Linked DNA regions of Homo sapiens: region 1 is linked to region 2. The links are chromatin loops, found by intact Hi-C in ENCODE. Cell type or tissue: thyroid gland. All regions are shown on one strand. Each heading gives the region's core, and the rest is flanking DNA. Links, peaks and the distances in the headings are about the cores only.

The links. A loop is a pair of places that touch in the nucleus more often than their neighbours do. Peaks named below come from ENCODE experiments on the same cell type or tissue, not always from the same donor. Only the 100,000 strongest peaks of a DNase experiment are listed, where the experiment ranks them.
Region 1: it touches region 2 in a loop (4-fold over the local background); 2 of 110 quality-filtered maps call a loop at or near these places.

The regions. Positions count from the first base shown.
Region 1 is chr2:169,597,103-169,612,478 of GRCh38, forward strand. It overlaps PPIG (peptidylprolyl isomerase G), which reads left to right. Exons shown (of 14, transcript NM_004792.3): 2 at 6,540-6,592; 3 at 6,924-7,000; 4 at 7,085-7,159; 5 at 8,937-9,044; 6 at 10,002-10,046; 7 at 11,569-11,656. The coding sequence starts at 6,940. Among named protein-coding and RNA genes, the nearest start is that of PPIG, 20 kb to the left of the region's middle. In thyroid gland, for the core only: no CTCF peak of the experiment used is centred there; no DNase peak of the experiment used is centred there.
Region 2 is chr2:169,700,843-169,716,853 of GRCh38, forward strand. The region is part of intron 3 of PHOSPHO2-KLHL23 (PHOSPHO2-KLHL23 readthrough); the gene reads left to right. PHOSPHO2 (phosphatase, orphan 2) reads left to right here. Exons shown (of 4, transcript NM_001008489.4): 4 at 104-866. The coding sequence starts at 130. The coding sequence ends at 855. It overlaps LOC124906089 (a long non-coding RNA gene), which reads right to left. Exons shown (of 2, transcript XR_007087289.1): 2 at 6,527-15,605. Among named protein-coding and RNA genes, the nearest start is that of PHOSPHO2-KLHL23, 14 kb to the left of the region's middle. In thyroid gland, for the core only: no CTCF peak of the experiment used is centred there; no DNase peak of the experiment used is centred there.

The DNA.
Region 1 (15,376 bases), core at 4,395-6,894, 100 kb before region 2:
TCCTTGATATATGATTTCCTTTCTTTTGAGTGTATACCTAGGAGTGGGATATGTTATAATAATTTTTAATAGATAATATATTCATGTGGTATAAAATTGAAAATATGAGGTTATAAAGTGAAAAATCTTAGCCCTCTTTTCCAGTTACCCATTTTCTCTCTCCCTAGATGCCTTTTTGTTAAGCAAATACATACTTGTAAAATTTAATTTAATTTTGTTTTTGGAGATGGTCTGAGGCTGGAGTGCAGTGATGCTACCATAGCTCACTGCAGCCTCAAAATCCTCGGCTGAAAGAGTCCTCCCACCTGATCCTCCTGAGTAGCTAGGACTGCAGGTGCACGTCACCATGCCTGGCCCCACTTTCGTTTTTCTCTCGTTTTTCTTTTTTCCTTTTCTTTTCTTTTTTTTTTTTTTGAGACAGAGTCTCACTCTGTCACCCAGGCTGGAGTGCACTGGTGCAATTTTGGCTCACCACAACCTCCGCATCCTGAGTTCAAGCAATTCTGTGCCTCAACCTCCCGAGTAGCTGGGACTACAGGCGTGCGCCACCACATCCAGCTAATTATTTATATTTTTAGTAAAGACATGGTTTCGCCATGTTGGCCAGGCTGCTCTCAAACTCCTGATCTCAGGTGATCCACTTGCCTTGACCTCCCAAAGTGCTGGGATTACAAGCATGAGCCACCACGCCCAGCTCTCTCTTCTTTTAAAAATATACAAAGACAGTATATCCTACACACTTCTGTACCTTGCTTGTTTGTTTGTTTGTTTGTTTGTTTGTTTGTTTGTTTGAAATAGAAACAAAGTTCTCCCTATGTTTCCCAGCCTGGTGTTTCAATCCTTCTGCCTCAGCCTTCCTAAGTGCTGGGATTATAAGCATGAGCCACCATGCCTGGGCAACCTTTTTTTTTTTTTTGATACAGGGTCCCACTCTGTCGCCCAATCTGGAGTGCCATGGCACAATCTCAGCTCACTGCAACCTCCGCATCCTGGGCCCAAATGATCCTCCTGCCTCAGCCTCCCAGGTAGCTGGGACTACAGGCATGCATCACTATGCCCAGCTAATTTTTATATTTTCTGTAGAGACGGTTTTGCCATGTTGCCCAGGCTGGTCTCAAACTCCTGGACTCAAGCAATCCACCTGTCTCAGCCTTCTAAAGTGTAAGCCACTGCATCTAGCCTTTTATTTTCTTTTTCTTTTTTTTGGAGAGGTAGTCTTGCTCTGTCGCCCAGGCTGGAGTGCAGTGGCGCGATCTTGGCCCACTGCAAGCTCTGCCTCCCGGGTTCACACCTTTCTCCTGCCTCAGCCTCCTGAGTAGCTGGGACTACAGGCGCCTGCCACCACACCCGGCTAATTTTTTTGTATTTTTAGGGGAGACGGGGTTTCACCGTGTTAGCCAGGATGGTCTCGATCTCCTGACCTTGTGATCCACCCAAAGCGGCCTCCCAAAATGTTGGGATTACAGGCATGAGCCACCGCGCCTGGCTTATTTTCTTTTTCATTTAACAAAATAAGTTAACATTTACAGATTTTAGGAAATAGTTCTCCCTATCTTGGAGACAGCAGTAAATGAACAGATTTCTCATTCTTTCTAATAGCTTTGTACTTTCTACAGGTATACAGTGGTATACCTGATTTATATTTATTAAATTATTTTGTATTATATATCAAATTATATATACATTTATCAAAGTATTATAAATATTTATATTTATATAAATACAGGTAAATATTTATATGTATATAAATACAGGTAAATATATTTATATAAATACAGGTAAATATATTTATGTAAATATAGGTAAATATTTATATTTATATAAATACAGGTTTATATTTCTATAACCTGTTCCTCCTTTATGGACATTTAGGTTTACAGCCTTTTACTACTACAAATTATGGTACATTGAATAACCTTGCACATATCTTATTTTGCGAATGTGTAAGGATGTACATAAAGTAAATTCCTAGAAGTGGAATTACTGAGTCAGAGAGTCTTAAATGCATTTGTAATATGGATATTTGTTGTCAAATTGGCAATCAAGTAATTCTATCAGTTTATCCCTTTACCAGCAGCAACAATAAATGAGGTCATTTTTTATTTTTGTCAATCCAATTGGTGAAAAAATGTTACGTTTGTAATTTTAATATGTAAGATTATGATTTCTCATAGATAGTATTTCATTTCATGGGGGTATTTTTTAAGTAATTCTTACTACTGTACAATTATCTTTTTTCATGTGGCATTTAACACATTTTTTCATGTTATTTTAAAAAGCTTATTTTCTTAGGCAGTCCATCACAAACTAATTTACTTAACTATTGTGTTAGACATTTAAGTTGTTTGTGCTTACTGTTATTTAAAAAAAAACCCAAGGACTATTTTATTTTAAATGGTTGCCTTTACAGATATTCCAGTACATAGAATTAGTAAAATGTTAAAAGGTACAATGAATATGAATATATTCAAGATTCTTGGCCTGTAATGCCAAGTTGCTTATCAAAACTGCTGGTGCCTTTTATGTTTTTTTTTGTTATTTCACTTTTTGTGAATTCTCTGCTCATACACCCTTAGGTGTCCTTTGAGCTTTAATTTGATAGACAGACAGTGAAAGGTTTTGGTTGTCACAGTGACTGATATTTAATAGGGCAAGGGTTGCTTAAGGTTCTGCAGTGAGTTGGATAACCCTACTCAATGAATTGCCCTAGTGCCCCCATTCCTAAGCACTGCTTAAGAAAATTAATATTCTCAGCAACTATGACAATGTATTTTCCCCAATTTTTTTCTTTTTAATTTCACATAGACAAATAGAAATAATTTTTTTCATAAGTTCAAATCTGTTTATCTCCATTATTTACTTCATTAGTGAATCTAAAAAGCTGTTTCATATCCAGGGTTCAGGTAAATATTCGCAAGTACTTTTCTTAGTTTCTATTTTGTGGGGAGGTACACATTTTGTGAGAGGAAAAAAAAATTTTTTTTTTTTTTTTGAAACGGGGTCTCACTGTCACCCAGGCTGGAGTACAGTGGCTTGATCTTGGCTCACTGCAACCTCCGCCTCCCTGGCTCAAGTGATCTTTCCACCTCAGCGTCTCCAGTAGCTGGGGCTACAGGCATGTGCCACCATGCCTGTCTAATTTTTGTATTTTTTGTGGAGACAGGGTTTTGCCATGTTGCCCAGGCTGGTCTCGAACAGCTGGACTTAAGCAATCTGCCTGCTTCAGCCCCCCAAAGGGCCGGGATTACAGGTGTGAGCCACTGCTCCCAGCCTCCTAAGCTCTTTACATGTTAAACAGCAGCACTAGTTGAGTACCTCTTACCCAAAATGCTTTGGACCATATTATTGCGGATTTCTGACTTTTTCAGATTTTGGAATGTTTGCAATATACTTACCAGTTAAACCTTCCAATTCTGAAAATCCAAAATGCTCCAATGAGCATTTCCTTTGGGTGTCTTTTTGGCACTCAGAAAATTTCAGATTTGGGGTTTTCAGATTTAGGATGCTCAATCATGATGTAGTAATCATGACAGTGAGACACTTTAAAAATGTCATTGAAAAACAAAAACAAAAATAAGAAAAAAGAAAAAAATATATAATTGAAGATTTAAATTACATGCTTACCTGAGTTTCTTTCATAAGTCTGCTGTATACAACCTAGGAAATGCAAAAACTAAAATAAAAATCACCTATAACTCATTTACTTAGAGATAGACTCAATATTTTCATTTATTTCCTATTTTGTTTTACTGTGCAGATACATTTTAAACTTTTATGAATTTTAAGTTGAAAAACTAATACATGAACATATTCTTATTGCAAAAATTCAAACCTTATACGTAAAGCTGAAGGCCCCCAATGACTTCCATTCCTAGACTCAGTCCCTTTTGCAGAGATTCTGTGAGGAGTTTGGTATATATAGTATTTTCAAGATCTCTCTTTGTAGAAATAGGGTATTGTTTTATGGTGTTAAAAGAAATACTTATGTACAATTTACTTTTTTGTTTCTTTTGAACTAAACAGTAGGTTTCTTGGCTTGTGTTACAATGAAACTGCCATATAGTATTAAATAGCATTTTATACCGTAATTTGTTCAGTTTCTCCCCATTGTAAGATATTTTGAGTGTTTCCATTTTTTTGTTGTTGTTACTGCAATTTTACATTCTCACTTATGCCTATCCTCTCACATTTATTCATTCATTTAATAAACACTGATTTCTTGTCATATGCCAAGCACTGTTTGAGCAGTAAGAATAAGACTGAAAATTCAGGTTTATCACATCATGGAACTTATATTCTAGTGAGAGAAGATGGATATAAAAATTGAATATCAATTAGCAATAAATGCTTGGAAGAAAAATAAAGCAGAATAAGAGGATGTAAAGTGTTAGGAGGATGAGAGCTCCTTTCTTGAATACAGTAGACTAGGAATGGGCCTCTATAAGAAGGTGATACTTGAGCAACAAAGGGATGAACCATGTGAAGATGGTTTGAGAGCATTCCAGGTGGAGAGAACAGCAAATGTAAAGGACCTGATGAAAGAGTAGGCTGTTGGGTGGCAGGGGGAACAAGCAGGATACCAATGTAGCTGAAATAAAGTTGAGGAAAATATTAGAAGATGTTAGGAAATGAAAGTTGAGGAAAATGCCTAGAGGTGAACAGGAGCTAAAATATTTAGAGCCGTATAATTGAAATTACAGTAGCCACAAGCCACATGTGCTTTTTGAGCACTTGAAATGTGGCTAGTCTACATTGAGATATGCTTCAAGGATAAAATATACACTGGATTTCCAAAGACTTGTACAAAAAAAAAAAACTCAGTAACATTTTTGTTTAGTATATTTTGAAGTGGTAATAGTTTGGTTGTACAAGTTGAACATCACTAATCTGAAAATCTGAGGTCCAAAATGTAAACTTTCTGAGCATCACAATTGAAAATTTCACACATAAGTACTTAATACAAACTTTGTTTCATGCACAAAATTATTTTTTAAGTTGTATAAAATTACACATACAATTCAGGCTGTATGCATAAGGTATGTTTGAAATATAAATGAATTTTGTGTTTAAACTGTGTCCCATCCCCAGGATATCTCGTGTATGATAATATTCCAAAATTCAAAAAAAAAATCTGAAACACTTCTGGTCCCAAGCATTTCCTATAAAGGATATTCAATCTGTACATACTGAGTTAAATAGAATATATTAAAATTAGCCTGGTTTTTGTTTGATTGTTTGAGTCTCGCTCTGTCCCCCAGGCTGGAGTGCAGTGGTGCAGTCTTGGCTCACTGCAACCTCTACCTCCCGGGCTCAAGCAATTCTCCTGCCTCAGCCTCCTGAGTAGCTGGGATTACAGGCACCCGCCACCACAGCCGGCTAATTTTTGCATTTTTAATAGAGATAGGGTTTCACTATGTTGGTCAGGCTGGTCTCGAACTCCTGACCCTGATCCGCCCGCCTCAGCCCCCCAAAGTGCTGGGATTACAGGCGTGAGCCACCGCACCCGGCCCAAAATTAGCCTGTTTTTGTTTGTCAAAATGTGGCTACTGAAAAATTTTATACCTGGGTGGCTCATGTTTTTATTGAGCAGTGCTGGTCTAGAGCCTTAAAATCCATGCTAAAACTTTTCAGATGAATAGTAAGACAGTTTTAGGCAGGGGAAGGATATGATAAGGTTTGTGTTTTAAAAGAATCATTCCACTCTGGCTATTTTGTGCAGAAGAGGCAGTACAGAATTAAGAGTAAAATAAGAGAAACCAGTTAGGAGGCTATTGGAATAGCCTAGATAAGAAATGATAATGGTAAAGGTAATGAGAACTTTTGGGATAGTTTTTGAAGCTAGAGCCAAATTACCTTCCTAATGGTTTGGATAATGAGGTATGAGGGAAAGTGGAACCGAAGATGACCCCCAGGTTTTCAGCCTCAGCAGCTGGCTTGGACAATGATAATGTTTACTGAGTATTCAAGGGAATGGAGGTAGAAGAATAAAGAGTTTTGTCTTAGATATATTAATTATTTTTAATAAAGTAAATTTTTATTGAAATATAACATAGCGTACATAGCATATGAAACTGTCATTTTTAGAGTCCATCATTTTGGATACTATTTACACTTAGTGCCTTTGTTTCTTCTACGGGTAAGTATCATCTTCCACCAAGTATTACGATTCAGCATTTTAAGTCCTTAAAATAAAATGCCTTATCAAAATAATGTCTGTTAAATAATAGCTTTCTGTTATGGAAATAAAGCTGTTACACAGAGTATCTCTTTGGTATTTTTTGTGTCTATACCAGCATATCAGTAAAGGCTGTTGCTCAGAATCAGCAAGTACCCTCATATGTAAAATTGAATGTGCTTTTACTCAAAATGTAAATCTACCACATATACTATTTAACAATAGTTAAATAGTATATTAACTATATACTATTTAACAATAGTTAAATAGTATATTAACTATATACTATTCTTTTTCTTCTTACATGATTTTTGCTTCTTAAAAATCTCACATTTTAATCAGAACTCTCATTTTTGTTTTCTAGGAGCACAGGGATCAGTTGTCCTTGTTTTTTTTTGGTCTTTTCTTCATTTGAAGGTAATCTGCTTATTGAGTTCACTAATCATACAGAGTAAATACAATTTTCTGTTTGAGCTATTAATCTGTATTCCGGTTGATAAATAGAAAGTTGATTACATAATAATGGTTAAGGCTTAACTTTCAAGTCTTTTCTAATTGCTTCACAAAATGCAATCTAATCTCTAAAAAGAAAGCACTAATAATCCATGTGATTTACCTCATAGAAATAAATATCAAAATAAATTCAAACTATATTTCTAATATTGTTTCACAGAATTTTTTTTCCAGAAATTTGTGAAAGATCTTTGCTATTTTAGTCTGCTTGTCTGAAACTGTATTTTACTCACAGATTAAGTATTGGAGCCATGGGAATAAAGGTTCAACGTCCTCGATGTTTTTTTGACATTGCCATTAACAATCAACCTGGTAAGAATATTAGTTGACATTTATAAATGGGTGTTTAATATTTTAAATTAGTAAAGAAGTTTAACCAACTACCTTCTTTTTCAGCTGGAAGAGTTGTCTTTGAATTATTTTCTGATGTGTGCCCCAAAACATGCGAGAACTTTCGTTGTCTTTGTACAGGTTTGTTCACATTTTCAACTGCCCTAATAGTAGTCTCAGTTGACTATGGCTTGCTTGCTTGCTTGGTTTTTTTTTTTTTTTTTTTTTTTTTTTTGAGACAGGATCTTGCAACGTTGTCCAACTGGACTAGAACTCCTGGGCTCATCAATCCTTACACATAAGCGTCCTCAGCTGGGATACAGGTGTGAGCTACCACACCTGGCATAGCTTGCTTTAATTTTTTATTTACTCTATTTTAGATTTCTCCATGCATATTACTTTTCTCTTAACATGAAGATTACACAGCAGTGACTAGGGCGTGAAAGTAATTCTTAGAAATATTATGGCTGGGCAGCCAGGCGCAGTGGCTCATGTCTGTAATCCCAGCACTCTGGGAGGCCGAGGGGGGTGGCTCACGAGGTCAGGAGTTCCAGACGAGCCTGGCCAAGATGGTGAAACCCCATCTCTACTAAAAATACAAAAATTAGCCAAATGTGGTGGCGCACGCCTGTAGTCCCAGCTATTTGGGAGGCTGAGGAAGGAGAATCACTTGAACCCGAGAGGCAGAGGTTGCGGTGAGCCGAGATCGTGCCATTGCACTCCAGCCTGAGCTAGAAGAGCGAGACTCCATCTAAAAAAAAAAAAAGAAAGAAATATTATGGCTGGGCACGGTGTGGCTGGGCATGGTGGCTCACACCTGTAATCCCAGCACTTTGGGGGGCCGAGGTGGGTGGATCACTTGAGGTCAGTAGTTCAAGACAATCCTGTCCAACATGGTGAAACCCCATCTCTACTAAAAATGCAAATAATCGGCCAGGCGTGGTGGCTCACGCCTGTAACCCCAGCACTTTGGAAGGCCAAGGCAGGCAGATCACCTGATGTCAGGAGCTTGAGACCAGCCTGGCAAACATAGTGAAACCTCATCTCTACTGAAAAAATAAAAATTAGCCAGGCGTGGTAGTGGGTGCCTGTAATCCCAGCTACTCGGGAGGCTCAGACAGGAGAATCACTTGAACCCTAGATGGAGGTTGCAGTGAGCCAAGATCGCACCATTGCTCTCCAGCCTGGGCAACAAGAGTGAAACTCTGTCTCAAAAAAATAAATAACAAAAAATCAGCTGGGTATGGTGGTGTGTGCCTGTAGTCCCAGCTACTCTGGAGGATGAGGCGGGAGATTCGCTTGAGCCCAGGAGGCGGAGGTGGCAGTGAGCCAAGATCACTCCACTGCACTCCAGCCTGGGCGACAAGAGTGAGATCCTGTCTCAATTAAAAAAATAGAGGCCAAGTGTGGTGGCCCATGCCTGTAATCCCAGCAGTTTGGGAGGCCGAGGTGGGTGGATCACTTGAGGTCAGGAATTTTGAGACCAGCCTGGCCAACATGGTGAAATTCAGTCTCTACGAAAAAAAAAATTAGCCGGGTGTGGTGACAGGTGCCTGTAATCCCAGCCACTCAGGAGGCTGAGGCAGGAGAATCACTTGAACCCAGGAGGCGCAGGTTGCAGTGAGCCAAGATCGTGCCACCGCACTGTAGCCTGGGTGACAGAGCTAGACTCTGTCTCAAAAAAAAACCTAAAACCAAACATTAGTTGTAAAGGTATATTATTTGAGAGTGATTTCTACATTCTCCAGAAATAACGTGGGTGATTTTTTAAATGAATTTTTAAAAAAAAATTCCTGAAAGGAATGAAAATATGATTTTAAGTCTGCAGGGTTCAAGAGGGGCATATTTTACATTTATTTTGCTTTCATACTACTTTGATTTCCTTTCTATTAAATGTCCTATTTTTTTATCTCTATAGGTGAAAAGGGGACCGGGAAATCAACTCAGAAACCATTACATTATAAGAGTTGTCTCTTTCACAGAGTTGTCAAGGATTTTATGGTTCAAGGTGGTGACTTCAGTGAAGGTGAGACTTGGAAAAATCATGTATTATTTTCTGTTAAATATCACAGATCTCAAAGTTAGACAAGTCCCTAGAAGTTTTAGTCCAATATTCTTGTCACTCTCACTCCATTTAATCTTTGGTCAATTAGAAGTACTCATAGAAATATGTAAAAGAAGGAAGCTCATAGGCTGGGTGCGGTGGCTCACGCCTGTAATCCCAGCACTTTGGGAGGCCGAGGTGGGCGGATCACGAGGTCAGTAGTTCGAGACCAGCCTGGCCAACATGGTGAAACCCTGCCTCTACTAAAAATAGAAAAATTTGCTGGGCATGATGGCACGTGGCTGTAGTCCCAGCTACTTGAGAGGCTGAGGCAGGAGAATGGCTTGAACCCGAAAGGTGGAAGTTGCGGTGAGCTGAGATTGTGCCACTGCACTCCGGCCTGAATGACAGAGCAAGACTCTGTCTCAAAAAAAAAAAAAAAAAGAAGGAAGCTCATAGAAAATAATTTTGCCTTTGACACATGAATTTCAGAAATAGGCTTCTGGATACAAAACAACACTGCATTCATCTCAGTAATCTGTCAAGTGTTTCTGTTTGATTTTGTCACAAGTGGTAATCCTTACTACAATAAAAATTTTTACTTTTTTATTGTAAAAATATCAAAACTATAGTTTTAAAAAACTTTGAAAAAATGTTAACCTGTTGCAAGACCTGCATAATCATAATTAGAATCTGAAAGTTCTTTTTTAAAATATATTTTAATAGTCTTCGTCACATTCTTGCTATCATAGCATAGGGGAAAGAAAGTAATTTGGGACCTTGTCGTTATTGACATTAATATCTTTTATGATTTGCTGCAATCTTCGAATATTGTTAATTCAAAATTATTCAAAAATCTACTTTACAAGAAGTATTTTGTTTAGGTATCACCTTTGAGGAGCTTACTGAGAGTTATAAGAGTATGTTTTTCATTTTTAGGAAATGGACGAGGAGGGGAATCTATCTATGGAGGATTTTTTGAAGGTAAAAATGTTTACATTTATATTATGTTTTAAATATTTTGTCTTTTATTCTATTTTATTCTCTATGGAATCAATAACATTATTCATTAAAGGGTATACTAATGTCTAGCTGCCTTCAACTAATCTGAAGGTTAATTTTCTGGTAAAAAAAATTGCTTTTTATACAGATGGGTATTTTTTCTTCTTAGGACATTTTTACAACATGATTTGAAAGGGTTTCAATGATCTGTACTTAATTCTTAGAATTTTAATGATAGAATAGGAACTTCCGTAGGTCAATCTTAACTTTTATTAAAGGAGATTCAGCAATATTTCTTACAACATCCAAATTTTAGGTCATTTTTTCTATGAACATTTTTAAAAAATCTTTGATATTCTAAAATTTGACTATAATATTTTCCAAAAATTTAAGTTTTCTTGCTGGAATTTTTTTGTTGATGTGAAGACCATTTGGAAAATGGTCTATAAGCATATTTAATGTGGAAATAATTTAATATTTTTCATCCTTCACTTTTGACATTTAGTGAAATGTTGTTTAAAATTCTACATGATTTGTTCTTAATATTCTAACCCAAGATTGGAAAACAAATTCCTCCTTTTGCGGTAAGTGATGCTATGGCAGAGGTTAAGTTAATGAGTCCAGACTAAATAATACTCTGTGTGCTCAGAAATGAAACAGATGAAATGTAAAAGAATCTAATCTGGACTGTCTCACTCTTTTTTTTAAGAGATGGGATCTCACTGTGTTGCCCGGGCTGGAATGCAGTGGCTTTTCATGGGTGTGATCATAGTGCACTTTAGGTTCAAGCTCCTGAGCTCCAGTGATCCTCCTGCTTCAACCTGCTGAGTAGCTAGGACTACAGCCACACTACTGTGCTCAGCTGTTTCTTGCTTTTTAAAGATAGTTTCATTTTTTTATTTAAATAAAGTGGTGTTATCTTTTCCAAAAATTGTGAAGGACAAATATAAATGGAAAGGAAGGGGATTGAGATAATATTTGGGTTTTATAAGCAAATAATAGAAAATTAATAATATTTGAATCTTAAAAAGATGAGAGGGGAGGCTGGGCACGGTGGCTCATGCCTGTAATCCCAGCACTTTGGGAGGCCGAGGCGGGCGGATCACGATGTCAGGAAATTGAGACCATCCTGGCTAACACGGTGAAATGCCGTCTCTACTAAAAATACAAAAATTAGCTGGGCGTGGTGATGGGCGCCTGTAGTCCCAGCTACTCAGGAGGCTGAGGCAGGAGAATGGCGTGAACCCAGGAGGTGGAGCTTAACAGTGAGCCGAGATTGGGCCACTGCACTCCAGCCTGGGCAACAGAGCGAGACTCCATCTCAAAAAAAAAGATGAGAGGGGAAATTGATTCATATTTGATTCTCTTCTTTCATAACCTAACTTTATTATCTAAGTAAGTTGTGTGTGGCACTAAATAATACATCAGATATGAATAGAAGTGAAGATGAAATTTTTTTGGAGGTTATATCTATAATGTAACTGAAAACTTTACTTCTCTATAGACGAGAGTTTCGCTGTTAAACACAACAAAGAATTTCTCTTGTCAATGGCCAACAGAGGGAAGGATACAAATGGTTCACAGTTCTTCATGTAAGTATTTATTATCTGATGATTTAAAACATCCCATTTTTGGGCCGGGCACGGTGGCTCATGCCTGTAATCCCAGGACTTTGGGAGGCTGAGGCGGGCGGATCACGAGGTCAGGAGATCGAGACCATCCTGGCTAACACGGTGAAACCCCGTCTCTACTAAAAAATACAAAAAAATTAGCTGGGCATGGTGTCGGACGCCTGTAGTCCCAGCTACTTGGGAGGCTGAAGCAGGAGAATGGCGTGAACCCGGGAGGGGGAGCTTACAGTGAGCTGAGATTGCGCCACTGCACTCCAGCCTGGGTGACAGAGCAAGACTGTCTCAAAAAAAAAAAAAAAAAAATCCCGTTTTTGGTCTGTCATTTCTCTGTGTGCCTGCCATTGATTACTAATAAATAGGAGAGGAATCTATGAGGGACGGAATTGTTGAAGGAAGGGGAACAAATAATTGATTTTTTTGTTGTTGTTTTTGAGACAAGGTCTTGCTCTGTCACCCAGGCGAGTGCAGTGTTGCAATCATGGCTCACCACAGCCTCGACCTCCCTGGCTCAAGCAATCCTCTACACCTCAGCCTTTCAAGTAGATGGGACTACAGGTGTGTGCCACCACACCTGGCTAATTTTTTAATTTTTTTGTAGAGACGGGGTCTCCCTGTGTTGCCCAGGCTGGACTCCAGGCTGGGATTACACATGTGAGCTATGGCACCTGGCCAAAATTGTTGAAGAGGGAAAATTGTTATAGAGGGGAAGTTAAATTGTTCTGCTAATGTTTTGAAATAATGGAGACTTGTCAAGAGAACACAGGAGCCAGGTTAAAGGTTTCCCACTAGCCAAATTAGGATAATTTCAGCATCAAAATAAGTAACAGTAATATCAGTTTATGGTCAAATAGGAACCAGCAGTCTACACTGATATAAATAAATGATTAAATAATGAGAGAGAAGGGAAGCTGTTCCCTTATTAGAATGTCAACTAATAAATTTAAACGGAATGGTGGAGTTAGAAAAGTCACCATTTTGTAATCATCACAGTAATGACTGACCCAGGCAAGAATCTTCTATTGATGCTAAATTTAGAGGGGTGATTTCAGTGAGAAACTAGATGTTTACAGAGTATTTCTCCGTAAATTACTTAATTACAAAGAATAAAATGCAGTCAGTTCTCACTATTCATAGATTCTGTCTTTGTGAATTCACCTTCTCACTAAAATTTATTTGTAACCTCCAAATGCTAAGGATTTCCAATTCCAACTACAAAAAAAATTATGACCAGGCCTGTTGTCAGTAATGCCTGTTTTTAAAATCCTATCTTATGGGTATAGGTTTGTTCTGTTCGGTAGCCTTGAAATCTCTTGTTCTGTGAGGAATTTAATCTGTCAGTACCATGTGGATTATTCTGTCATTTCCCTATTCTGTATTTGTTAACTGTTCAACAGTGAGAAATCTGGCGCCTGATTATCTTCAACATTTCTGTTCTTTATTGATTCCTAGAATGAACAGTTGCCATCCCATACTGCTGTAAAGAAAGACCAACTAACTAGAGTTCACTATTTCTTTATCCTTATTTTCGTTTTTAGACTGAGTGTAGGTAGTTAAACACCAAGTTTAAAAGTGACTTAAATTAGTTCTTTTTTGGTTTGGCTTTGTGATTCACTCAAAATGTGTTAGGTTTATTCCTTTCTGGTTATATTTCATTTTGTTCTCCTTCCTACCTAGTTTTGATATTTTTTTTTTGCATTTTTTTAAGTTTATGAAATAGTAACATTTCCAAAGTCAAAACAAAAAGAATACTGTGAAGTGTCTCTCCCACCCAACCCTTCCACTCCATTCCCATTTCCTTTTTTTTTTCACCCCAGTTCCATCTATACATGTTAATAACCAACCTAATTTCCAGTTTATCTTCCTGTATTTCTGTTTGTAAACATAAGCAAATACATGTATACATTTTCTCACTTTCCCTTTCTTACACCGTAGATGGCATACCATGTATACTGTTTCACTCTTCACTTAACAGTATATCCTTAAAATACTCCATAACAGTTTATAGAGATCATTCTTATTCTTTTTTGCAGCTGCATAGTACTCTATTGTTTGTGTATACCATAGTTTATTCAACCAATTGCACATAATGTGGATCTCTGATTTTCTTTTTAAACAAAACAACTTATGGCTGGGTGCAGTGGCTCATGCCTGTAATCCCAACACTTTGGGAAGCCGAGGTGGCGGGTGGATCACTTGAGGTTAGGTGTTCGAGACCAGCCTGGCCAACATGGTGAAACCCAGTCTCTACTAAAATACAAAAATTAGCTGGGTGTGCTTGCGGGCGCATGTAATCCCAGCCACTCGGGAGGCTGAGGCAGGAAGGTGGAGGTTGCAGTGAGCCAGGGTCGTGCCACTACACTCCAGCCTGGGCTACAGAGCAAGACTCCATCTCAGAAACAAACAAATAAAACAACTTATAATTACCTCTTCATTGTAAAAAAAGAAAAAGAAAAAAAGAAAGAAAACACAGATAAGACACACACACAAAAATCCCATTCCCAGAGCATCTTTCTGTGCATTAAAAATGTTTGTAGAGTGTCGTTCTATAGTCAACTTTTGGCTATAATATAAATCTCTGCACATCACTAAATATTAGCTTTTTAATGGCTACATGTTAATCTCTTGCTTGAAAGTACTGTGCATTATTAATCTTATTTTGGGACATTTGGTTTGCTTCCTGTTTTTCAAACTGCTCCAATGAACATTGTTGTGCCTATCATTTGATGCAGTTTTAATATTTAAGAAGTTTACTTAATGAACTATTTACACATTTTTAAGCCTTTTCATATATATTGTTATGTTGATTTTCAAAAGGAAAGGATAGTTTACTGTAGCACCAGTAGTATGTAAATGCTAATTTCACCACATTCTCAACAGAGTATTATAATTTATTTTCCTCTTTTAAATAAAATCTTTCCTGCACTAACCAAAACTCCTATGTTAAGTTCATATAATCCTTCATATATATATTCTCAGAATCTTCCCTCTAAATGTTTGTTACTCCTTATATCTTCCTATTTCGTAGGTAACCCTTCTTCTGTGTTCTGTTTTTTAAAGGAAATAACTTCAATTTTTAGAGAGCTTCAGTCTTAAAAAAAATTTTTTTGTACTATAACATATAGAAGATTTGCCATTTTAACCATTTGTAAGTGTACAATTCAGTCTTGTTTATAGCTATTTATTTATTTATTTATTTGAGACAGAGTCTTGCTCTGTTGCCCAAGCTAGAGTGCAGTGGCACAATCATAGCTCACTGCGGCCTCAAACTCCTAGGCTCAAGTGATCCTACCGCCTCAGCCTCCCAAAGTGCTGGGGTTATAGGTGTGAGCCACTGGGCCTAGTGAGTCATGTGTATTCACAGTGTTGTACAACCATCACCACTATTTCCAGAATTGTTTCATTGTTGCAGAGACTCTGTACCATTTCCCCTTTCCCCCAATCCCTGGTAACCTCTATGAATTTGCCTGTTCCGCATATTTTATTTAAGTGGAATTCCACAATTTTTGTCCTTTTGTATCTGGCTTGTTTCACTTAAAAATGTTTCCAAGGTTTATTTATATTGTAACATGTATCAGAACTCCATTTTTTTTTTTTTTTTTTTTTTGAGACAGAATCTTGCTCTGTTGCCCAGCCTGGAGTGCAGTGGCAGAATCTCGGCTCACTGCAAGCTCCACCTCCCGG
Region 2 (16,011 bases), core at 186-2,685:
CCTCCCTTTAGCAGATTAACATTTAGTTATGTTTATTAAATAAGTATTTTAGCTAGATATGTAAACAGAGTTTGTTTAGGGAATAATATTTCTTCTTTTTCAGGGTAATCCAAATCTATTTCTGGAACCATGAAAATTTTGCTAGTTTTTGACTTTGACAATACAATCATAGATGACAATAGTGACACTTGGATTGTACAATGTGCTCCCAACAAAAAGCTTCCTATTGAACTACGTGATTCTTATCGAAAAGGATTTTGGACAGAATTTATGGGCAGAGTCTTTAAGTATTTGGGAGATAAGGGTGTAAGAGAACATGAAATGAAAAGAGCAGTGACATCATTGCCTTTCACTCCAGGGATGGTGGAACTCTTCAACTTTATAAGAAAGAATAAGGATAAATTTGACTGCATTATTATTTCAGATTCAAATTCGGTCTTCATAGATTGGGTTTTAGAAGCTGCCAGTTTTCATGACATATTTGATAAAGTGTTTACAAATCCAGCAGCTTTTAATAGCAATGGTCATCTCACTGTTGAAAATTATCATACTCATTCTTGCAATAGATGCCCAAAGAATCTTTGCAAAAAGGTAGTTTTGATAGAATTTGTAGATAAACAGTTACAACAGGGAGTGAATTATACACAAATTGTTTATATTGGTGATGGTGGAAATGATGTCTGTCCAGTCACCTTTTTAAAGAATGATGATGTTGCCATGCCACGGAAAGGATATACCTTACAGAAAACTCTTTCCAGAATGTCTCAAAATCTTGAGCCTATGGAATATTCTGTTGTAGTTTGGTCCTCAGGTGTTGATATAATTTCTCATTTACAATTTCTAATAAAGGATTAATATGTCAGCAATTGAAAAGTGTATCACTTAAGATTAGGTTCAGCAGCATAAAACTAAAACCCCAAATACCAGAGGCTTAAAAAAAAAAAAGAGAGAGAATTTTTTTTTCCTCTCACATGAAAGAATTCCAGAGGTAAGTATTTCAGGGTTGCTGTGTTAGTCTACCAACCTCAGCACTTGGCATTCAACCCATGATCCAAGGTTGCTGGTGAAGCTCTAGCCCTCACAGCAGCACTCTGGCCAGCAAGAAAGAGGGCAGTGAGAAAGTTACATCCCCTGTCTAAAGAAATTTCCCAGAAGTTGTACCCAACACTTCTATTTAAATGTCACTGGCCAAACTTAGTCATAATGCCTTACTTGTAAATAGCAAGGAAGGATGGAAAATATAGCTTTCATTCCAGGTAGTCATGTGCCCAGGAAAAGTTGGGGAAAAAAGTACAGAATTGAGTTAGGTACAGCTAGTGGTCTCCACTAAAGGTGGTTGATAGTTTATATTTTTTAATTTATTCCTGGAGCAAGTAAGCATATTTTATTCTCTTAGATATTCCTCCTTTTTTGAGACAAGGTCTCTGTCACCCAGCCTGGATTGCAGTGACTTGATCTCCGCACATTGCAGCCCCAACCGCCTGGGCTCAAGTGATGCTCGCACCTCAGCCTCCTGAGGAGCTAGGACTACAGGCTCGTGCCATCATGCCAGCTAATGTTTTGTTATTTTTTGTTAGAGATGAGGTCTCACTACTTTGCACAGATCTCAAAATCTTAGATTCAAGTGATCCTCCTGCCTTGGTTTCCCAAAGTTCTGGGATTACAGGCATGAGCCACTGTGGCCAGCCAGATATTTATTTTAAAAGTATATCCAGTAGTTACAGATCTTAAAAAATAAAGTCTGATGCTTTATTCACATAAGAATAAAAGGCTACCAAATTTATATAATATCCTCCCAAACCAGTGTATTTTAAAGATAGGGATGCAGTATCTATTGTTGAAGTTTTCATCAATTTCAGGCTTTCCGTTTGAAGTGAAGTACATATTAATGTCCTTCAGATATTCTAACTTCATATCATAGCACCATAGACAACTACAGTAGCTAGTTTAATCGGTGTGTTGTTTATATTTGGCAATGCAGTTTTGAGCAATTCAATACTGTATGTAATTTGCAGGAATACTCAGTATTTAAGACTTTCATATAGGGATATTAGCAAAATATCAACTGATCTAAAATGTTTTATAAGTCCATGCTAATTTCTAGATTGATGTTTTAGCCATAAAAATGCAGTATTTAATAATATTTTATTTTCCAAATTATGGAAAGCTTCAGAAATAGAAATATTCAATATAATTAGTACTCTCTAATCTTTTTTCTAGGTTGAAAAATCTTTGTTTTGCTTTAGGTTAGATTATGTTGAAACACATCTGTGTTTCAGATGTGTTCAGAGCTGAGGTCTCAGCTGAGGCTCCACTGAAGCAGGATTCACTTCCAAAATAACAGAGTTGTTGCCAATATTCAGTTCGTAGCAAACTACTGGAACAAGAATCTGTTTTCTTGCTGAGTGAATTTCTTGCCATGTGGCCCTCTCCAAATGCTGGACATAAAAAAGTAGGCTGAGCACAATGGCGCACACCTGTAATCCCAGCAGTTTGGGAAGCCAAAGTAGGAGGATCGCTTGAGGCCAGGAGTTCAAAACTAGCCTGGGCAATATAGGGAGACCCCCATCTCTACAATAAATAAAAATAAAAGCTTTCATTTACAATGATGGTAGACCAAGAAATTTGTCCTAGATCTTCACTGAGAACATCTAGAAAAGCTGGCAGCTGAACAAAATTTTAAAAACATCTGGGCTGGGCACGGTGGCTCACACCTTTAATCCCAGCACTTTGGGAGGCAAGGCTAGGGGATCACTTGAGCTCAGGAGTTTGAGAACAGCCTCAGCAACATAGGGAGACCCCATCTCTTAAAAAAAAAAAGATAAACTAAAAATAAATTAATTAAAAACACCTGGTTGAAGACATCAGCGAGCTGGCAACAATGAAGAATTCCTAAGGAAACAGAAACTTTGTTAGGGGAGCTGTTTTCCCTTGTGTTGGCCAATTCTGTGAGTGGTAAGTGATTGCTGAGCTGTTGAATGGCCATTTTGACAACCTTATGGGACAAGGAAGAAGGGGCCTGCACTGGTAAACCCTTTCCCTTACTTGGAGTGAGGATCCCAAATGGCTACTCATTAGGAGTAACAGTGGTCCAGAAGTAAGCAGGCCTTCAAAGGGATGGCAGCTCAGCTTCAAATACCCTCAGTTTCTGAAATTAGATTGAGGTTATCTAAGGTTTTTAGAGCTCTCAGATGCATGGCAGAAGCAAATCTACATTTGCTTTTCAGGAAGAAATTAACATCCTAGGTGTGGCAGACAGACTCTAAGGTGGCCACTATGATCCCTGTCCCCTGGTATTCCTTGTGTGGAGGGAGACTCCCATGACTTGATTCTAATCCATAGACTACCACGAAGATGATGAGATGGACATGATTACAGCAAATTCTAATGTTCATCTTATTAAGAGACTCTTGTTGACTTTGAAGAAGCAAGCTGCCATGATGTAAACCAGCCTTTGGAGAGGGCCTCATGGCAAGAAACTAAGGGTGGCCTCTAGCCAGTAGTCAGCAAGAAAACAGATCCTTGTTCTAGTAGTGTGCCAGGAACTGAAGATTGCCAACAACCTTGTTATTTTGGAAGTGAATCCTGGTTCAGTGGAGCCCTAGCTGAGACCTTAGCTCTGGCTAACACCTTGATTGCAGTCTTTTGAGACCAGGAAACAGAAAGAAGCCAGCTAATCTGTGCTTGGACTCCTGACCCACAGAACCTGTGAGATAATAAATGTGTCTTGTTCTTAACACACCAGATTTGTGGTAATATTGTTACACAGTGTAGAAAACTAACAAACTAGGCCTCAAAATAAATCTATAAACAGTTTTGCAGGTACACTGTAGAACACACAATAAAAAGTAGCCACAGAAAGAGACATGAGTGAATACCAGCAGGAGCTTCTATTTAAACATCTGTAGGGACCTCCAGATATTGGAGTTTTCAGAGACAAGCTTAAAAAAAAAAAGAAAAAGAAAATTAAACTTACAAGAATTTTGGCAAAGAACTGAAAATTATATTAAAAACAAAATGAAACAGCTAGATGGGGGGGATAAGTTCTAGCATTCTTCTGCACTGTAGGATGACTATAGTTAATAATATATATTTCCAAATAGAGGATATTGAATGTTCCCAACACAAATGAGAAATGTTTTGAGTTGAAGAATATGCTGATTTCCCTGATCTAATCACTGTGCAGTAAATGTATCAACATATCACCATATATGCCATAAATATGTACAATTATTTTGTGTCAATTTAAAAAAAATTTTAAAGGAAACACTAGAACTGAAAATTAGCATGCTTGAAATTAGGAGACTGATGGATAGAATTGACAGAACAGGCATAGCTGAAGAAAGAATTGGTGAATGAACACAAATTAGAAAAAAAAATCCAGAATGATGCAGAGAGACAAAATAATAAAAATACAAAAGTTGAGACATAGATTTAGTAAAAGATCTAACAGAGGAAATTTATGTCCCAAGAGAGGAGAGAGAAAATGAAACATAAGCAATAGTTTAAGAGATAATTATTGGCTGGGCGTGGTGGCTCATGCCTGTAATCTCAGCACTTTGGGAGGCCTAGGCAGGTGGATCACAAGGTCAGGAGATCGAGACCATCCTGGCTAACATGGTGAAACACCACCTCTACTAAAAATACAAAAAAATTAGCCAGGTATGGTGGTGGGCGCCTGTGGTCCCAGCTACTCGGGAGGCTGAGGCAGGAGAATGGTGTGAACCCGGGAGGTGGAGCTTGCTTGCAGTGAGCCGAGATTGCACCACTGCACTTCAGCCTGGGGGACAGATTGAGACTCTGTCTCAAAAAAAAGAAAAAAAAAAGATAATTATTAAAAACTTTACAAAATTGAAAGATAGATCCTGAGGCAGGACTTGGGTAAAACAAACAAACAAAAAAATACAAAAAATATATTTAAAAACTTTGTAAAAAAATTGAAAGACATCAAACTTCAGATTCAAGAACGCTTATAAACCCCAAACAGGATAAATAAAATGAAAACCACATGAAATTACACCATTGTAAAACTGCTGATAACCAAAGATGGAAAAAGTATAAAGAAGCCAAAAGAAATATTACTTTGAAAGGAGCAACAATTAAGCTAATAGCTGGCATTTTTTCTTTCTTTCTTAAATGCTTGATAGAATACAACAGTGAAACTATCCAGACCTGGAGTTTTCTCTGTTGAAAGGTTTTAACCACGAATTCCATTTCTTTTACGGATATAGGACATTGTGAAGCTTTTCTTGAGCAAGCTTTGGTAGTTTGATTGTGTTAATTATCTATTGCTACACAATAAATTATTGCAAAACTTAACAGCTTGGAAAAATAAACAGTTATCTCAGTTTCTGTGGGTCAGGAATTCAGGAGCATTTAGCTCAGTAGTTCTGGCTCAGGATCAAGAATGGGTCAAGATGTTAACTAAGGCTGAAGCCATATGAAAGCTTGACTGGGGCTAGAGTATCTGCTTCCAAGGTGGCCCACTCGTGGTTTTTGGCAAGAAGCCTCATTTCCTTATTGGCTATTGACAGGAGGCCTCAGTTTCTCACTGATAGAAAGGCTCAAGGTATTGCTGATTGGCAGAAGGCTTCATTTTCCAACTACATGGGCCTCTCCATAGTGCTGATCAAGTATCCTTAAAAAAAGAAAAGGTAGCTGTTTTCTTGCCAAGTGAGTGAGCCAAGAGAAAGGGCAAAGAAGAAACCACAGGCCAGGCGTGGTGGCTGATGCCCTTAATCCCAGCACTTTGGAAGGCCGAGGTGGGTGGATCACCTGAGCTCAGGAGTTCAAGACCAGCCTGGCCAACATGGAAACCCCATCTCTACTAAAAAGTAGCTGGGTGTGGTGGCAGGCGCTAGTAATCCCAGCTACTTGGGAGGCTGAGGCAGGAGAATCGCTTGAACCCGGGAGGCGGAGGTTGCAGTGGCCGGAGATTGTGCCTTTGCACTCCATCCTGGGCGACAAGGGCAAAACTCCGTCTTAAAAAATAATAATAAAAATTAAAAAAGAAGAAACTACAAGGCCTTTTGTTACCTATATCAGAAGTGGCAGAGGCCGGGCACGGTGGCTCAGGCCTGTAATCCCAGCACTTTGGGAGGCCGAGGCGGGCAGATCACGACCATCCTGACTTAACACGGTGAAACCCCTTCTCTACTAAAAATACAAAAAATGAGCCGGGCGTGGTGGTGGGCACCTGTAGTCCCAGCTACTCGGGTGGCTCAGGCAGGAGAATGGCGTGAACCTGGGAGGCGGAGCTTGCAGTGAGCCGAGATCGCGCCACTGCACTCCAGCCTGGGCAACAGCTTGAGACTCCGTCTCAAAAAAAAAAAAAGGTGGCACACCATTACTTCTGCCATATTCTGTTTGTTAAAATAGAACACTAGTCTAACCCACACTGAAAAAGAGGAGAATTAGACACCACCTTGGGGTGAATGAAAGTCAAAAAAATGTGTGGACATTTAAAAACCACTAGTGTCACTTGAGGACTTTGTTCATTTGGTCAAAGTAGTGAAATTTATGAGCATGTTTTTCATAATGTTCTTTTATTAACCCTTTAATTTTATAGCATATGCCTATATGCCCACTATCTAGATTCTACCATTAACATTTGACTCTTCTTGTTTTGTCATATATCTATCTATTCTATGTAGCCATCCTTTTTTTTCTTCCGCCTTTTTTACGTAAGTATTGTCTTTTCTCTTTTCTTCTTTGCTCCCCAGTTGATTAAACCAGTGTTTCTCTGGGGCTGATTGGGACTCAAGTGTCTTCCAGCTTTGTGTGAGCTCTGGGAATTGTTTAGCTTATAGTTCCGAGGGTCATTCTCTGCCCAGACTTACTGGGTTTCATCCTACACAAGTATATCTTAGTATTCAACCACAGACTCAAGGGGACATCCTCCCTTGCAGATTTCTGGAACTCTTTCTTGATTTACCTTCTTCCTTTCTGGTACTCTGCCCTGCAAATTCCAGCCACTTTTGCCTCCCCAAACTGATCTCCATTCCTTCAACTCAACAAGACTACTGTGGTCTGTTTGGGGGATCCCCCCCTCCCCGCACCTTGGGCTGGAATGTGTCTCCAGGCAAAAGTACAGGCAATTATAAGGCTCTCCTCATTTGTTTCTTCTCTCTCAGGGACCACAGTTCTGTACTGCTTGTTGACCAATGCTTGAAAACTGTTATTTCATATCTTTTGTCCAGTTTTTAAATTATTTACAGTGGGAGGATTAGTCCAGTCCCACTTCCTCCAGAAAGAGTAATTCTGGAATCTCATTTTTATTTTCTAATGCAACATAGTGGTAAGACCTCCACTCTGAATTAGAAAGACCTGAATTTGAATTCTAGCTCTGAATTGAATAAATAGCTTCTTAATATTGTGGTTTTCTTTTAAGTGGGGATAATGAAATTCCCTATCTCCTGAGATTATTGTGAAGATTTACTGAATTAGGCATTGTATTAATTTACTGTGGCTGCTGTAACAAATTACTACAAACTGGGTGACTTAAAACACAGTTTTGGAGACCAAAAGTCCAAAACAGTTTCACTGAGCTGAAATCAAGGTGTCAATAGGACCACGGTCCTTCGCGGGCCCTAGGGGGGATTCATTCCTTGCCTCTTCCACCTTCTGATGGCCACAGGCCTTTGGCTTATGGCTGCATCACTCCAATCTCTGCCTTCATAGTTACATTCTTTTCTCCTCTTCTCTCTGTATCAAATTCCCCTCTGCCCCTTTCTTATAAGGATTGCATTTAGGACCCGCCCAGATAATCTAGGATAATCCCCTCATTTTTAAGATCCTTAATCACATCTGCAACCCATTTTTCTTACAAGGCAACATTTACAAGTTTCAGGGATTAGAACATGATGTCTTTCTGTGGCCATTATTTAGCCTACTACGAGGTGATAAAGCATTTGACACACATTCACTAATAATCAAAACATTTAACAAACACTACAAGGCACCAAGGCACCAACCTATCAGATAATAATCACCAACTAATAAGAATGGATGCTGGCCACAAACCCCCCTAACAGTGCCTTTGGCTGAATAGCAGCCCTGTACTTGCCATATGCCAGCATCTCACACATCCTATACACCGAATAAATATGAGTTCATTGAGATCCGACTTAAGTCATTTCTACTACTTCTTAAATGTCTGGGCATGTTCTTTGGTCATTTATTTGCAGGGTCTTGTGTTCTGCTTCTCTATTTGTCTGAGTACTTCATATAGGGAGGATGCTAACATTCGCATATTTGTGACAAATGTTTGCATTATATTGTGTTAATATTTTCTAAATCTTATACTTGATTATATGTATCTAGATAATATGTTCTTAACCTTCATTTTTAAATATATACATTTAAATTGAGTATATGGCTTATTATCTCATTAGGTTGTATTAAACTTAATGAAATAAATATACTGATATACACTAACTAGGCTTTTTGAATGCAAGATTCTTCTTTAAATCTTTTTCTTTGCAAACAAAAGGATCTCTGTTTTCCCCAAAGATAAGCAAATTTGTCATGGCCAGTTTTTATTATGCTTAAACATGCACTTATAAAATAGAGATGTTAGAGTTAAATGTGAATTGCAAAGACTTGTTTTTTTTTTTTTTTTTTTTGGAGACAGTGTCTCTGTAGCCCAGGCTGGAGTGCAGTGATGCAATCACAGCTCACTGCAACCTCAAACTCCTGGACTTAAGCAATCTTCCAGTCTCAGCCTCCCAAGTAGCTGGGGGAATACAGGGACACACCACCATGCCCAATTTATTTATTTATTTATTTATTTAGCAGAGACAAAGTTCTCGCTATATTGCTCAGGCTAGTCTCAAACTGCTAATCTCAAGCAATCCTCCTGCCTCAGCCTCCCAAAGTGCTGGGATTACAGGTGGGCATCACTGTGCCTGGCTGAAAAGACTATTAAAGTCATGATAGGGTTGGATAGAGAAGTAGAGTATAGAAACCTCTTGTTTGTCACATGAGTCTCTTTAGGACAGTTGTAGTAGGCAGAATTCTAAAATGGTCCCCAAGACTTACCCCCACTGTACACACCCTGTTACTGTAAATTTGATGTATCTACTACCTTGACTAGGTTACGTTTTATGGCACAGTTGACCTAATTATCCAGGTGGACCTGCCCTAATCAGATGAGCCTTTTAAAAGCAAAGAATTTTCTTGGCTGGTTGCAGAAGAGAAAGTCAGAGAGTTGAAGCATATAGGCCATTGCTGGCTTAAAGATGGACGCAGGTATGTAGTAAGGAATGTGGGCAACCTCTAGGAGCTGAGAGCAGTTCCTGGATGACAGCCAGCAAGGAAACTGGGACCTCAGTCCTGCAAGGAAATGAATTCTGCCAACAACCACTTGATCTTGGAAGAGGACCTCAAGCCTCAGATGAGAAACACAGTCCAGGCTGACACCTTGATTATAGCTTGGTGAGACCTTTGAGCAGAGAGCCCAGTCACATTATGGCCTTACTTATGACCTACAGAAACTGGGAGATAATAAACTCTTGCTTTAAATTGCTACATTTGTGGCAATAGAAAACTAATATCTAATTCCATCTCTCAAGGAATAGATAGCCTAATTTCACAGGCATACTTTTTTTGTAATTATGTGTTTAGCAATTTATACTATAAAATACTGAATTGTTTTTTATCCTTCAGACTAAACACCAAGCATCATTGTGATGTGTGAAGAGATGCTAGTTAAAATGTATCTGCCCTTGAGAGTTCTAAGGGTGATCTAATTTTTCTGCAAATCTATTTTTTAATTTTTAATAATATGAATATGATTTTTTTTAAATGAAAAATTTAAAGAAATAACCACCCCACAATCATCTACCAGTGAATGGGCCAGAGAAGAGCTGCCAGACAAGATTGACTACATAATCATTAGGCCCAGAACACAGTGAAAATGCAGCATCCCTTGTTCAAAAAAATTATTAAGAATTTCAAGACACGGCAGCAGAGCATTAAACCAAGAGTGGGGTCCTTCTGAACATGGGGTCCTATGTGATGGCACAGGTCACAAAACCATGGAGCCAACCAGCTCTGTGCCCAGACCTTCTCCAGCACCTTCCAGATAAAAGCTTAACTAAGAGCTACATACTTTCCAAAGGCACCATTGCTTCTTCACTGGGTGACATTTGCAAAATAATTGCCCATAATGCCACCATCTAGGACAATGAGATCCTTTCAGAATTTTCTCCAAGCTTGTATGTGTATATGGATGTGTGTTTGTGTATGTGTCTCTTTGACACAGGTGGATTGTTCTTAACAATTGTTGTACTATTGTGTCACTTAAAATTATAGCAGGAGTATTTCTCTGTATTAATAAATAGTATTTAAGAATAAAATTTAAATATTTACATATTTCCAATCTTTTATATAAGAAAATCTCAGCAAGGTCACAGAACTAAGTAATAAAAGGATACTTCAAAAGCAGGTTATCTTGAGTCAAGATAACTAAATTCTAGTCCTAGCTCTAATAGCTAATTAGCTGTGTGACTTTTGTAAATAATTTCACTTTTCTGGAACTCATTTTATTTTCTGTAAAATGACTAGATTAATGGATTTTTATCCCCCTAAATACTTTCCAGTTCTAAAATTCTATAATTCCAGTATCATTATGGATTTGAGTGGTCTCTAGGTCTGGCTATGGCTATAAGGGGCTTTTAAAATCTATCCTTTGAATGAAACTAAGTCATTATCCAATTTTTAAGGCCTTTAGAAGGAGGTTTTTGTTTTACTGTAATTTAAAACCATTTGGGGGTCAGCCTTTGTCGTGTTCAGTGTCAGGTTCCAGCCCAACTGAGGGCTGAGGGAGTGGGTGGATGTGGGGCAGGGAGCTGGAAGAACACTCGAGAGACACCAGGTAGATGAGACATGGCCTTATTCAGCAGCCCCCACACCTGCAGCTGCATGGCCAGCTCTCCCTTGGCTTCAGGGTCAGTAGCTTAACTGTTTCTCTGGGCACAAGTGAGCCAAGCTGTGTCCTGGCTCCCCCACCGTCTGTCTGCAAAGGACGGCTCTGACTCTCTCTCCCAGTGCACCAGCACAACGTCAACAGGGCAATCATACATTTTACAGACAATAGTGGCATAGAGCCAACTGATGGCCTTCCCATGTATGGCTACATGGCTGTGATAACAAGTGGAGTTATATGCCTGCGCTCTAAACCTGCTGAGTCACACAGGATGTAAACATCCTACCTCGGCCTATCCTTAACCAAAGCACAGCCATGTTCCTTACACTCCACCCCCTAGGCCAAGGGAGACATAGGCCTTGGATACAGGTTATATGCATAAGCTTTGGGTACATAGGCTTGATATACACACACAAGGCCTTATACATAAGTTTTGGGCACACGAGTTTGATAAACAGGCTTGGCACACAGGCCTTACATTCCACCCCCTGGAATGAGGGAGTTCTTTTAGTGGGGATCCATGCACATAGGGCAGCACCCTGAACTCATAGGTCACAACAACAATACAGAGAACAACAACCTACTATAAATATTCCTGTTACGTTACCTATGATTATTAGAGCCCAGCATAGGGTAGTGCCCAGAGGCACCCACTGTCTCTGCAGAGGGTCATCAGTAAGGTGCTCAATAGCCTTAATCTCCTGTGACACCCCTTGTAAAGCTACCATTATGTTCTAGTGGATGTCAGGGATAAATGTACAAAATTGTGTCCCTCCAAGGGCACAGGTGCCACCCTGAGCAACTGTGACTATGTTTAAGGCCATCCGATTTTGCAGCACCACCTTCCTGATCTGATCAACCTCATCAGTTAGCAAAAGGAGAGCAACTCGGGTGTAATTCAGGGCCCGAGCTGTGTGCTCTGCAAGGGCTGTAACTTGCATTTCTATAGTAACGACACCTGCTCCAGGGATAGTTATTGCTAAGGGGTGGAGCCACCAGAGGGTGGCAAAAACTGGGAACGCAGTGCCTCCCAGTTATTCGGGCAACTAGGCAATGTGGGAAGCACAGTGGCAGGCACAGAAAACCACCCCCAAGTAAAACATCCAGTCCAATTGGCTGGTAGATATCGCCATTTGGTTTATGGGCCCCACAGACCCATAAACTCTCAGGGGGCACAAAGTCCATTGGAGCCCAGCCTTGGTAAGGCCGCTTGTTCCACAACACCCTTGGTGTGGTGACATGTTATGTTTGCACAAACCTCAGCAGGCCACCATCCCACAGTGACTTCACCCCAGTGCTGCTCTATGCATCGTGGTACCTGCGATGGGGGCACCACGTGTTCTCCCATTAGCCAGCCCCACCCATCATAGACACTACGAGTCAGCCAGGGGGCAGGCTTGCCATGGGTTTTGCGACACCCCCTGTCCAAAGCCTGCCGTGTTGCATCCCACCAATTGTCTGTGGAACCACAAGTTTCTAGTCGTGTCCAGTTTTTCACAGAAGCTGGGTGCATGTGCCAGGGCAAGCCATCCACAGCTGCTGCTGGAAGGGTAGTACAGATCCAACAGTTGGAGACATTGGTCACCTCAGCGTAGGTGTGGGCCCAGTCCACAATGCAGTTGGAGCATGCCAACCTACGGCCAGAATGACAAAGTAGGCACAGATACTAACAAGGGTAAATCATGTCCCTTAGGCCAAATGCAAGCCAACTTTTATCTCTAGATAACAATGTAGCTGCCAAGGGCTTCTGCCCTGGGTGATGGTACCACACCTTATCAGCTGCTTGTGGTTCTTTTGGGTCCTGTATCCATGCCAAAGTCACAAGGGAGCTCATAATAGGCCACACAGACAGTACATATGTTCCCCCCACCAGAGGAGGGTTCCTTTCCTGGCTATTCCCCTACGAACAGTCAATCATGGAGGCCACACATTAAATACCCAGGGAATAACATATAAGTCATACTGCAGACCCTCCCCCAAGGGGGCTATGATAGCCAACCATCTGCAGTGAGGGGCTTGGAGGGTCCATGGCTAACACCAGGTTTTGTTTGTTTGTTTGTTTCCCTACCTTTAGGGGCATTGGGGCAGGCAATAACAGATTGCCGTTTGTCCCCATACCTGGTTGGAGAGGGTCATCCTTCCTCTCATAGATCTGGCCACATGGCCTGGCCCTACATGGGCTGGTGACTAACTAATTCTGTAACTTTCAGGTAATTAACCACAATGTTAAGCGTTGATAAACTGCCCAGCATTGGTGTAGATTACCATGGGTGTCACCTCCTTGGTGATCCTCATCCGTGTTGCCCTGAGCTCAACTTATTAGCTACTTTGCCCACTCTTGGTATCAAACCATATAATGTCAGTAGTAGGCTGGACTGCAGCAGCAATCCAGGCAGCAGCAGTACTCTGGCTAGACCTGTCTATATATTATGCCTCATCAGGAATGGGGCCGGGGGTGCCTCAGGCTCCATGGCCTTATCTTGCATGAGGACTACAGGCCCTAAGACCTCTTGTAACTCTGCTGCTAAGGGACTTGTATTCAGTGTACTTCACTGCTCTAAGTAGGTGCCCCACTTTGATAAAGTGCTGTCCCAGTCTGTGCTGTCCCAGTCTGGAAGGGTCGCTACCCATGAACGTAGCAGCCATCCTGCTATTGGGTAAGTCATCTGCATGATGACTGTAGCCTGTTCTGCCATGCTCTTATGAGTCTGAAGGGCAGCATATGCAGTTACTAACTGCTTCCCAGTCCAGGGGGTCATTATCCATGAACATACCCATCCTGCTATTACTAACTGCTTCTCTATCAATAAAGACAAGCTCAGCTCCATAGTTGGGGCCAAAAGCCTACTGGCATACTCAAGCACTCCGTGCACTGCTATAGGCCCTAACTGAAACTATCTGTGGTCACATGCACATCTAGCCTAAATGGGCACCTCTGATCAACTACCCATAGGGCTTGTGCCTGCTAAATAGCCTGCTTGAGATAGCCAGGACAGCTGTCTCAACCTCACCATCCAATCCCAGGCAAGAGGGGCATTGTCGCTTTCAAATCTGCAAGATAATCGGAGGTTAATATGACATTATCAATAAAACGATGACACATGGTGGGGCTATGCATCTAGCCCTGCAGCAACACTGTGAAAGTCCATTGTCATCCTCCCATGAAGGCAAGCTGTTCGTGGCTCTCTGGAGCAATGTCAGTGGAGAAGAATGCATTATTCACATTCATCACAGAGTAGTACTGTCCCAGTTCCGTTGTCAAGCGGTTCATCAAATCCATGATGGAGGGTACAGCTGCATGCTGAGAGGGTGTTACTTTATTCAGTTCCCGATAATCCACTGGTATTCGCCCAGTTCCATCAGGCTTTCTGACTGGCCATACCAGGGAATTGTAGGGGCTATGGGTGCCATGCACTATTTGCACCTCCTCTAACTTCTGAATAGTCTCAGTTATGGCTGTATGCCCCCCTGACAAACAGTATTGATGAGTGGAGGTATCCTGTTGGGGTTGTGGCAGAGCTTGGGCTGGTGATGTGTATTGTCCCTGCAGTATCAGCTTTACTGCACTAACTCAGAGCCTGAATTCTCCAGCCATGGTGTGCAAGTCCAGACCATGCAAAATGTCCACTGCCAGAATATATTCAGGTATGAGAGAGACATACACAGTGTATAGGCGGAGAGCCAAGTGGCTGATGCCAAGATAAAGAGACACAGGTTTCACTTTCACTGACCAGCTTTCATAGCTGGTAATAAATGCAGCTCTGCCAGAAAACTTATCCGGGTTCCCATAAACTAGGCTGCAGTCTGCACCAGTATCTACCAGTGCTAGGACCCGCTGTGACCCACTGTACATTAGTCGGGGACCAGCGGATTACTAGCACCACATACAGCCTCTGGTTGTCTGGTTCCCCACACCGAGCTGCATATCTCAGCCAGTTCCCTAATCAAACAAGAAAGGCTCCATATCTCCGCCTGTCTGCAAACAGTCCTTGAGTTGCGGTGTCCAGGCGGGAGTGGGTTGAACAACATTGCTTCACCCCCCATTTAAGCATTCTCCGGAATTGCTGCTCTGGGGACAGTTGCCTCCAAAGAGCCAAGAGCATTCCATTGGGTTGCCTGTTAGTTTTCTCCGGAGCAACCCCAGCTGCAAGTAAATCAATCCACATCTGCATGCAGGTCACCTGCCAGGCTGCTTTTTATCACATGGGATGGTTATCTGCGGAGGGGGCACCTTCCCCTTCTTTCTGGCACGGGTTCCCCGGTCCAGCTGATGCCTTCTGCCTCCCCCAGGACTGCCATAACAGTAGTCACTTCATGTATGTGGCACCCCACATATGGGGTGAGAACAGCAGCTAGAGAGTCAAAAGCACTCGGGGGCAATGAGCCCAGCACAAGACTCCTCATGTGCGAGGTAAAGTGTTCATCATCTGGTCCCCGGGTGTTTAGATCAAACAGCCTGCTGCATACCCAGCTCTCAGAGTATCTGCACCAAATTAGTATATGACTGCCATTTACTCACAGTTTCTGGTATCTTTCTGGCGTCATTCCAAACAGTCCATATGGCTGCCATTAGCCACTCGATTAACGTGTGGTCATCCTGCCCTTGTGCTAACTGTCCACACAGCTGCAGCTGCTGATGAAGGGAGGGATGAGTTGTGATAGAATCCAGCTTCTCCCTCTCAGAGGCAGAGCAAGAAATGCTGTCAGTTCCCTAGGATACTGCCGACACTGTTTACCTAATTCCTGCAACTCAGTGGGGGTATAAACACTATAAGAGGTGTGTTCCACCACTGTGTGGCCAGGGGATAGGGGTGGGGGTCCCTGGGCTCTCCCCTGGGGTCCCATCAGCTGCTCATGGTCTATCTTCTGATGGATCACAGGGCGAGCCCGCAGCAGAGAAGCTGCCTCCTCCTCAGCATCAGACCCAATGGGAGTGTCCGGCCAGGAGGACTGGCTGAAGGTCGCGCTGACAGCTGTTGCTAACTCCTGTTCCAGGTTGTTTATCTGGGCCTCTAAGCGCCCTGCTTGCACATGGAGGTCCCTCTCCACACACCCCACCCCCCCACCCCGCCCCAGGTTTTGCT